Regions from separate parts of the Mus musculus genome. Here region 2 is linked to region 1. The links are chromatin loops, found by intact Hi-C in ENCODE. Cell type or tissue: left cerebral cortex. All regions are shown on one strand.

The links. Hi-C counts contacts between places; a loop is a spot of excess contacts. Peaks named below come from ENCODE experiments on the same cell type or tissue, not always from the same donor. Only the 100,000 strongest peaks of a DNase experiment are listed, where the experiment ranks them.
Region 2: it touches region 1 in a loop (4-fold over the local background); 25 of 42 quality-filtered maps call a loop at or near these places.

The regions. Positions count from the first base shown.
Region 1 is chr15:76,548,071-76,553,070 of GRCm38, forward strand. No RefSeq gene overlaps it. Among named protein-coding and RNA genes, the nearest start is that of Gm35739, 6.9 kb to the right of the region's middle. In left cerebral cortex, CTCF peaks have their summits at 2,251 (motif pointing right) and 4,835 (motif pointing right); DNase peaks (open chromatin) are centred at 2,247 and 4,836.
Region 2 is chr15:76,605,162-76,610,161 of GRCm38, forward strand. Cpsf1 (cleavage and polyadenylation specific factor 1) reads right to left here and starts at 2,430. Exons shown (of 37, transcript NM_053193.2): 1 at 2,174-2,430. The coding sequence starts at 2,317. In left cerebral cortex, a CTCF peak has its summit at 2,533 (motif pointing left); a DNase peak (open chromatin) is centred at 2,461; H3K4me3 peaks cover 1,173 bases; H3K27ac peaks cover 517 bases.

The DNA.
Region 1 (5,000 bases):
AATATCGAAGAAAGTTAAAGGCGTGGTGGTACACACCCTTAATCCCAGCTCGTGGGAGATAGAGATGATGTTTGTCTTTCTCATTTTTATGGAGGGCTGGGGAGATGGCTTTGCATTAATCATAGGGTCATAGTTCTGTGCCATGGAAAATGCTTGAGCAGCATCCTGAGGAGGGGAGGGAGTGGTTATGATAAGAGGTAGACAGCAAGATTATGTCATCACACGGAGACAGAGAGAGAGCTCCAGTGGAGAGACGGGCACTGATGTCGGTGGTAAGAGTTGATATCCCTAAGACAATGCCATTCAAAACTTAATGGAAGAGTCCAGTTGAATCAGGTTAAGTATGAGAGGGGCAAAAAGAATAATGCCAGAGAGTAGTGCTGGAGAGGTAGTTACCAGAAAACACCTTCAGACCACGGTCTCCCACAGATGGTGACAAGAAGAGATGAGGAGCTGTAGGGACGGCTGCAGAGCTGGGAAACAGTGAAGTGCAAAACGGATATTTTTGTTGTTATGTTTGATTTTTTTCCCCTTTCTTTATTTTGAGGCAAGGTCTCATGTAGCCTAGGTTGGCCTCAGTCTCACTATATAGCCCAGCTAACTTTGAATCCCTGAGCCTTAGTTTCTCAAGTGCTAGGATTACAGGTATATGCCAGCACCACTGGCTCACAATGGCCAAAAATGAAACCACGGCGTGACTTCAGAAGGACAGATAAGGGCTGGTGAGATGGCTAAGTGGTTAAGAGCACTGACTGCTCTTCCAAAGGTCCTGAGTTCAATTCCCAGCAGCCACATGGTGCCTCACAACCATCTGTAATGAGATCTGACACTCTCTTCTGGCCTGTCTAAAGATGGCTACAGTGTACTTATGTAAAATAATAATTATTTGGGCTGGAGTGAGCAGGGAGTGAGTGAGCGGATTTGACCAGAAGGACAGATAAGTCTGAGGGGAATGATGGTAAAGATGAGGGGGAAACTGAGCCAGGAGAGGAGCCATGTTGGGGTGAGTTGTTAAAGACAATGTTGTGATTCAAGGTGTCCAGGAATATTGTAAGTCTCCCTGATGGCGCAAGTCTAGGATAAATATTCTAAACTGGATTGGGTCTTATAGGATGTCCCTGGAATAAGAGAAACCTTGAAAAATTATATCCTAGAACTTTGAAGGTGAGAGAAAGAATCTTGGCTACCCATTAAAGTCTGGTGGTGTTCAGGTAGGTTTTACCTGGATCTCATTGGAATAGGAAGCAGGCATATCTCAGAGTGACAGGTATATGGTATTACTGACAGGTTAACGAATGGTGACAGGCCTACAGTGGCTGGCTGCTTGGAGACAGGAGGAGGACTAGATCAGTTATGACCCAGGCAGCTCCAAGTGGCCTTTTCTCTTTAGATGGTATAAGGGGCAATCCCAAACTGTGGGGTTCTGCTCTTCCCACTAGTCAGTGAATGCCTTGCTCCTCTGTCTCAGTGACATGTTGAACCTAGCAAGAGATCTGCCTGGAACAAGGACCTGCTGTAAAGGGCTTTGAAGGGACTGGGTTTGTTGGGGGGGGGGGTTATAAATCGCAATGGTAGGAAGTGTAGGCCAAGTCTTGAGTCAAATGAGAAATCTCTCAAGGATTAGATTAGCCTTCTCCATCTTCCCAGGAGATAGAAGGTACCAAGCAGCTGAGATGATATTTAAAGTGCTTTACGTTCTTCGGGCATCACGGAAGTTAAAGCCAGACTGGGTACTGCGAGCAAGGAATGCCTGTAATCCTAGCACTCAGGAGGCAGAGGCAGGGGGATCACTACAAATCCCAGGCTGTCCTGCCTCAAAAAATTCAAAGAGGGGACTGGGGAGAGGAAGAACAGAAGAAGACAGTAAAATAAAGGTGTGTGGGGGGGAATGGAGGGACAGAGAGAGGGGGGGGGAATAAGGTAAAACAGCCAGGGTATTATCAGGTAGTAGGGACTGAGGGAGCTCAAAACAACAAATCACATATCCTATGAGCAAAGTGGTTGTATCTCAGACCCACTGCATGTTACTGGTGCTTCTATCTGTCTGATGCAGGCATTTTCCTGAACTAGTAGATATTTCAGTCCCTTGTACATGATATGTGTTAAATTTATTTGCCAGTCTTCCCCCTGCATAGCTCCCTTATGTTGAATAGGCCACAAAATGCTTCAGGGTCTTTGGCTTCCTCAGATCGACAACACAAATGACCAACTTTAGAATCATACCACAAGGTGGAGCTAGAGAGTTAAGAGCATTTGCTGCTGCTCTGGCAGGGGACCCAGCTTTGGTTTCTAGCGTCCACATGGTGGCTCACCACCATCAGTTACTCCTGTTCCAGAGGGATTCTTTTTGTTTGTTTGTTTGTTTGGTTTTTTGAGACAGGGGTTTCTCTGTATAGCCCTGGCTGTCCTGGAACTCACTTTGTAGACAAGGCTGGCCTCGAACTCAGAAATCCGCCTGCCTTTGCCTCCCACTTCTGACCTCCTCAGGCACCAGACATGCATACAATACACATACACACACGCAGGCAAAATAGATATACACCAAAAATGAATACATATTAAGGGGGATAAAAGGACTGGCAAGGCTGGGCGTGGTGTTGCACGCCTTTAACCCGAGCACTCGGGAGGCAGAGGCAGGCGGAGTTCGAGGCCAGCCTGGTCTACAGAGTGAGTTTCAGGATAGCCAGGGCTACACAGAGAAACCCTGTCTTGAAAGAAACAAAAAAACAAAAACAAACAACAACAACAACAAAAGGACTGGAAAGAGGGTTTAGTAGGTAAAAGGCACTTTGTCACCAAGCCTGATGACCTGAGTTTGGTCCCCGGGTTCCACATAGTTAAGGGGAGGACCAAGTCTCATGAGTTGTATGTCATAGGCACACAGAATTTAAAAAGGAAGGAAGGGAGGGAGGGAGGGAGAAAGGAAGGAAGGGAGGGAGGGAGGGAAAGGCAGGTAGATCACTGAGTTTGAGGCCAGCCTGGTCGACACAGAAAAACCCTGTCTCAAAAACAAAACAAAACAAATGAAACAACAAAAGAAAGAATGAGACCACAGGTCTGGGGGGATTGTTATACCTGTAATGAGGAATTCAATTGGAAGTTGGGGGGCCCTGGTCCCCAGATTCATGGCCTGATGAAAACTGTCCCATTGGGAAGATGCAGGGAGCAGGAGTTTACTGTACTGGGCTTTGTGTATCCATCCCTCTGGGGCGGCTTTGCAGCAGCTCTGATCTAAAGCCCATGAGTTTCCTGTTGGGGGGAGGGGGTATTGTAGAAGAAGGATTGGGAACTAAGGCAGCCTGGAGTGGGAGTCATGTCAGAATAGTCTTCTCTGTGGCTTTGCAGTGTGTAAGAGCTTCCTGGGTTGGAAGCCAGATGACATCTAATACGGTCAGAATCTCAGTGGCATATTTAAGAGGGCATTATGGGCAGTGAGGAAACCCCTCTCTCTCCAGGTGACTGCACAGGTACAGAAAGCATGGGCTGAGGCATCGCTAAATGGTGTCCCATTTGTGCCCCTAGCTGGAAAGTTCTAGTGAGAGCAATTACTTCTTCTCTGGAGGCTGATGCAGAATTACCCCCAAAGCACCCACATTCTATCACCTTTGTGAAACTCACGGTTGTATTCCCTGAAAAGTCTGTGTCGTACCTCCATAAGCCATCTCTGTCTGTGAACAAAGTAGCCTCGGAAGGAGGCTCATCCTATAAGGCTTATTATCTATTACTGCAGGTGAGGCGGAGTCTCTCCACACAGAAAAGCTGCAGGGTCCTCAGGATTAGGATCTGCCAGTAAAGGTAGTAGGATTTAAGTTTGGTGGGAATTATAGCAGGCTCTGGGGGTTGTTTTGTCTTGTTTTGTCTTTTAGTCTTTTGAGACAGGGTTTCTCTGTGTAGCCCTGGCTGTCCTGGAACTCACTCTGTAGACCAGGCTGGCCTCGAACTCAGAAATCCGCCTGCCTCTGCCTCCCAAGTGCTGGGCTTAAAGGCGTGCGCCACCACTTAAAATCAAGACTGTTATATCTTTTAAAAGGGGGAAGCGGAGAGGGTAGGAACAAGAGCTGAAGAGACAACCTTCACTGGATCTGCAGTTTAGATACACTGCCCCTAGCAGTTACACAGGACCACAGAGGAATGGAAGTTTGTCTACCGAAGAGGTGAAGAGGCCGATCAAGTGGGTTTGTTGACCAGGCTTGTCATTAGTACTACTGAGGAGGATTGAGTACTGGAATGTTAACAAGAGAGGGCGGTCATCACAGAAGAAAAAGAAACACGACCCCTGTACTAATAAGGAATATAATTTGGAATCTGGAGAAATCTGGAGTAAGAATGCTTACCATTCAAGGTAGAGGACTGAAGAATGACTCTCACCCTCACTGGGCAGCCTACAATCACTTGTAAGTTCAGCTTCCAGTCTCTAGCTTCTCTGGACACTTGCCCTGGTCAGATATACATTTTAAAGAAAAGAATGTAACTTTGATTCTTGCAATATCTAATGAAAAAATAGAAGAGCTCGCACAACCCCAGGGTCTCATCAGTACTCAGAGGAAGAGGGATGCCCTTCTTTTTGGGCTCCTTATGGTCCAGGAATTTGTCCTTTTTCAGGTTCAACCTGTGTGAGGTCGTCAGATATGAGCCGGCCTTCCCTCACAAGAGAGAAAGGACATTACTGCTTCCAAGGGTTTCCCACTTTGATGATTGTACTTGACGCCAGAAGAGACTCAGTAACTTTGAACTCTCCCAGCAGAAATATCAGCTGATCAATAACAGGAAAGAATCCTTTGACCGGAGGCTTAGTTAGTGCCTGCAGACTGAACTGAGTGGCCACTAGATGGCGCTCTAGAATCTCCTGAGCAGAAGAGACAGTGAGGCTTTCAAGGTCTCTGCTTAGTCATTAAAAACCTTGAAAGCGCCAGGTGTTGAAGGCACATGCATTTAGTCCCAGGCCAGTTAGGGCTGTACAGAGAAACCCTGTTCAACGGAACAAAATCAAAACAAAATGC
Region 2 (5,000 bases), 57 kb after region 1:
TTTAGAGCACTGGCTGCTCTTCCAGAGGACCCAGGTTCAACTCCTAGCATCTACATGCTGCTTAAAAACTCCACTCCAAGCTAGGCAGTGGTGGTGCACGCCTTTAATCACAGTACTTGGGAGGCAGAGGCAGGAGGATTTCTGAGTTTGAGGCCAGCCTGTTCTACAGAGTGAGTTCCAGGACAGCCAGGGCTACACAGAGAAACCCTGTCTTGAAAAAAACAAAAACCAAACAAACGAAAAAAACAACAAAAAAACTCCACTCGAGGTGATCCAACACCCTCACACAGACAAATACATGCAGGCAAAACACCAATGCACATAAAATAGTCACTTCAAAGAATAAACAAAGAACAGAGACTAGAATGATGACTCAGAGGTTAAATAAAGAACACTCATCTAAAGGATGGAGATTCGGTTCCCAGCACCCATGTGGCAGCTTACAACCATCTGTAAACATGACCACAAGTACTTCAGATACTCATAGACACAAAAATAATCTAACAAGTAAAATTGAAAACAAATCTTTAAAATTCTTGCTTTCTACCAGTCACAGCTCCAATTCTTTGCTGCTCTCTGGACAGGTCTTCTTCCAACCAGCTATCTGATCCTCTGCTACCAATTCTCCACAGGACTCAACCATCCCCAATGCCTCTGTCCCTGCACCACTTTGTCACAGTCATTTAAGACTCAAGAGTAGAGCCACAGGGCCCACTTCCAAAATGTTATCCTCCCAGCCACATTTCTCCCAACTCTTAGGTGACTGTCTGCTCCTGTCACCTCACTTCTATACCCCCAACAGCCATCTCCACCTCAGGGAATAGTGACAGCATCCCTGTAACTGCTAAGACCAAATCCAGACCTGTTGCCCAGAACAGTGACAGATTCTTGGCATTACCTTGAGCTCCTTTCAAACTCCACCTCTATCAATCCTGAACTGTCATAGCTGCACTGGTCCAGGCCACCATCTTGCCTAATGGCTACAGCCACTTCTTGACCATCTTTCTTGGACCTCTCTCCAACATAAGTTGGGTAAGATTATTTCATTGCCAAAACTTCCTGCTTGGAGAGTGTGTTGTGGAGGCCCTGCCCTGTTACTTCTTACCCGTTCTTTCCCTTCCTTCCTCCTTCCCTTAGCCTCTACCACAAAAACTTAACTTTCCTTGAAACCCCTTTGCCTAACTCCCACATACTTCCCCCACACTTCCTTGTCTATTTAAAACACATCTTCTATGAAGGTGAGATTTCCCTGTCCAGTTCTGCCACCCCAGTAAACTGCATGTTGGCAGTAATGCACAGCCATCAAAAGCACTTGTTGCTCTTACAGAGGACCCACTTGATGGCACAACTATCCATAATGCTGACCTCCATGGACACCAAGAATGCATATGGTGTACATACATATATACAAGCAAACACAAATGAATATGAATAAGTCTAATTTTTTAAAAAAAGCATCTGCCTTCTTGGCTTTTTTGCTTTGTTTTTAGACAAGAGGTTCACTATGTAGCCCTAGATGGCTTGGAAATAGTTTAAACTGGAACACCCAGAAATCTGTCTGCTTCCACCTGGGATTAATGGATCGAACTGGGATTAAAGAGCCACGGAAATTGCCTTTTTTTTGGGGGGAGGGGGGGAGGGCTTCCTGAACCGCTTGCTGTCTCTCTAGCAACCAAAACACCCCCGTTATCAATGTACTGATGAATTCATTCCACATTACTACATCTACTGACAATAGTCTGTCCCCGAGAAACATCCAGCCTTGCTCCTTTAGGAAGAAACGTTCTTCCACAACAAATCTGCTCAATCTCAGAAAGAGCTCTGGTTGTTTTGTACAGAAACACCCAGTCTCCTTCATTGGGTCTTACTCCTAGAGAGACACTGTGGCCGTCTGTGTGTGGCAGTATTGACTTCCTAAAGAATCATCGCCCTCAAGGGTTCACTGGCTTGTCTTTGCTGCTAAGCTCGTGGAAGGTGTGCAACAATCTCCTGAAAATCGATCTCCAAAGAACAAGCAGTAGACCGCGGGCAGAGGTGTCCGGGCAGGGTAGGATGAGGCCAAACAACGAGGCAGCGATGAACTGGCTCTGGGGCCCAAAGACCCTTGGCAAACCTCAGCTCCTGCACTGGGGAACCTGCCGAATGACTGCGGCACTGCCTCGACACGGCCTACCTCGGCGTCGCGGTTCAGGCGGTACACATAGAGCTGCGAGGTGCCGGCCACCACGAGGTTGCGCTCACTGTTGTTGAAGAAGTTGCAGTACATGGTAAACTCCAGCCCGGTGGGCGGGTGCGCCTGCTTGTACACCGCGTACATGTCGCCGCCACTGTCACGCCGGAGCCGCCGACTCGGGGGACAGGGACGGCAGCGGACTCGGTCCGGCCGCGCGCGCCAACCCAGCCACCGGGTTCCGAAGTACTGCGCCTGCGCTTCCTGCCCGGACCGCCTTCTAAGAGGACCAGGTGGTTGAGAAGCAGGGTTCCGGGCCGCTTCGCATCTGCGCCTGCGCGCCGTGGCTGCGAGCGAAGAGCGGCCCCTAGTGGCCTAGCTTGATAAGAACTGACGAGCAAGCGTGGTGGCACATGCCTTTTATCCCAGCACTTGAGAGAGGCAGGCATATTTCTGAGTTCAAGGCCAGCCTGGTCTACAGAGTGAGTTCCAGGACAGCCAGGGCTACACAGAGAAACCCCGTCTCGAAAAAAAAAAACAAGAAAGAAAGAAAGAAAAAAAAAAAGGACTGATGAGCCTCGTCACAGAGCTGGAGGGTGCTGGACCTCTGCTTCCTTCTGTTCTGTACCCTTCAAGACTTGCCTCATTAGCTAAATCCCAGAAAATAAAACAAGGGTATATAGGCTTGGAAAAGGATACAGAAACATGCAATATCGCCACCCCACTCTGTAGATGAGGTGATGTGGTAGATCACCCCTGTATCACACTAAAGATCTCTTTTTAATTGACTCTAGCTGCATATGTATCAAAAGGTGGCCTAGTTGGCCATCACTGCAAAGAGAGGCCCATTGGACTTGCAAACTTTATATGCCCCAGTACAGGGGAACCCCAGGGCCAAAACGGGAGAGTGGGTGGGTAGTGGATTGGGGGGGTGGGTATGGCGGACTTTTGGGATAGCATTGAAAATGTAAACGAGGAAAATACCTAATAAAAATAAAATAAAATTTAAAAAAAAAGATCTCTTTTAAAAAGTATTTTGTTGGCTGGGCAGTGGTGGTGTAAGCCTTTAATCCCAACACTTGGGAGGCAGAGGCAGAGGCAGGCAGATTTCTGAGTTTGAGGCCAGCCTGGTCTACAAAGTGAGTTCCAGGACAGCCATGGTTATACAGAGAAAACTTTTCTTAAAAAAAAACAAAAACAAAAACAAAAAACAAAAACAAGCAAGCAAAAGAAATTATTTTTTTTTCTTTTTCTTGATTTTTGAGATGAGGTCTCAACTACATAGCCCTGGCTGTCCTGAAACTCTGTAGACCCAACTAGCCTCGAATTCAGAGTCTACCTCCCAAGCCCTGGGACGAAAGCTGCCCAGACATGCTGGCACATATATACATAATTTTTTAAATATTTATTTTATGTATATGATACACTATAGCTGTACAGATAGTTGTGAACCATCATGTGGTTGCTGGGAATTGAACCCAGAACCTCTGCTTACTCCAGCCCCAGAGATTTACTTATTATTATATGTAAGTACTCTGTAGCTGTCTTCAGACGCACCAGAAGATGGAGTCAGACCTCATTACGGATGGTTGTGAGCCACCACCTGGTCGCTGGGATTTGAATGCACGATCTTCAGAAGAGCAGCCAGTGCTCTTAACTGCTGAGTAATGTCTCACCAGTCCTACATAATTTTTAAAATAAAAATCTTTCTGGGCTACACAGAGAAATCCTGTCTCAAAAAAAAAAATCTTGAAAAACAATACTCTTAAAATCTGTGACATCGGGCTGGTGAGATGGCTCAGTGGGTAAGAGCATCTGACTGCTCTTCCAAAGGTCCGGAGTTCAAATCCCAGCAACCACATGGTAGCTCACAACCATCCACAACCATCTGTAACGAGATCTGACTCCCTCTTCTGGAGTGTCTGAAGACAGCTACAGTGTACTTACATATAATAAATAAATAAATAAATCTTAAAAAAAAAAAATCTGTGACATCAAACAAACAAAAAAGCCGGGCATGGTGGTGCATGCCTTTGATCCCAGCACTTGGGAGGCAGAGGCAGGCAGATTTCTGAGTTCAAGGCCAGCCTGGTCTACAAAGTGAGTTCCAGGACAGCCAGAGCTATACAGAGAAACCCTGTCTTGAAAAATACCATAAATAAATAAATAAATAAATAAATAAATAGACCTGTGACATCATACGTCACATGTAAACCCCCAGCACTCTCAAGGACTATGCACATTTGAGGCCAGTCTGGTGACCCAGTGAGACTCTGAGTTATGAAGAAATTGATCAACATTCCTCCTGGAGACAGGTTCTTAAGACTCCAGAAGTAGGGCTGGAGAGATGGCTCAGTGGTTAAGAGCACTGACTGCTCTTCTGAAGGTCCTGAGTTCAAATCCCAGCAACCACATGGTGGCTCACAACCACCCATAATGAGATCTGAACCCCTCTTCGGGTGTGTCTGAAGACAGCTACAGTGTACTTACATATAATAAATAAATAAATTAAAAAAAAAAAAAGACTCCAGAAGTAAACAGTAGAAGGTTCAAGAATTCCCGAAACTACCAGAGGGAGCTCTTAACACCTGCAGCTCTGGGGTGAGAGTGGTCATACAGGCAGGGAGAGCTTTGTGTGGTTGGTTTGTTTGTTTGTTTGGTTGGTTGGTTGTTTTTTTTTCCCCAGACATATCTCAGTTAGCCTAGACTGTGCTGGCTACAGGGACTGGCCTGGAACTCAGAGATCTGCCTGCCTGAAGTCCTATAGAATTATTTATTTATTTTCTGTATACAAGTACACTGTAGCTGCCCTCAGACACACCAGAAGAGG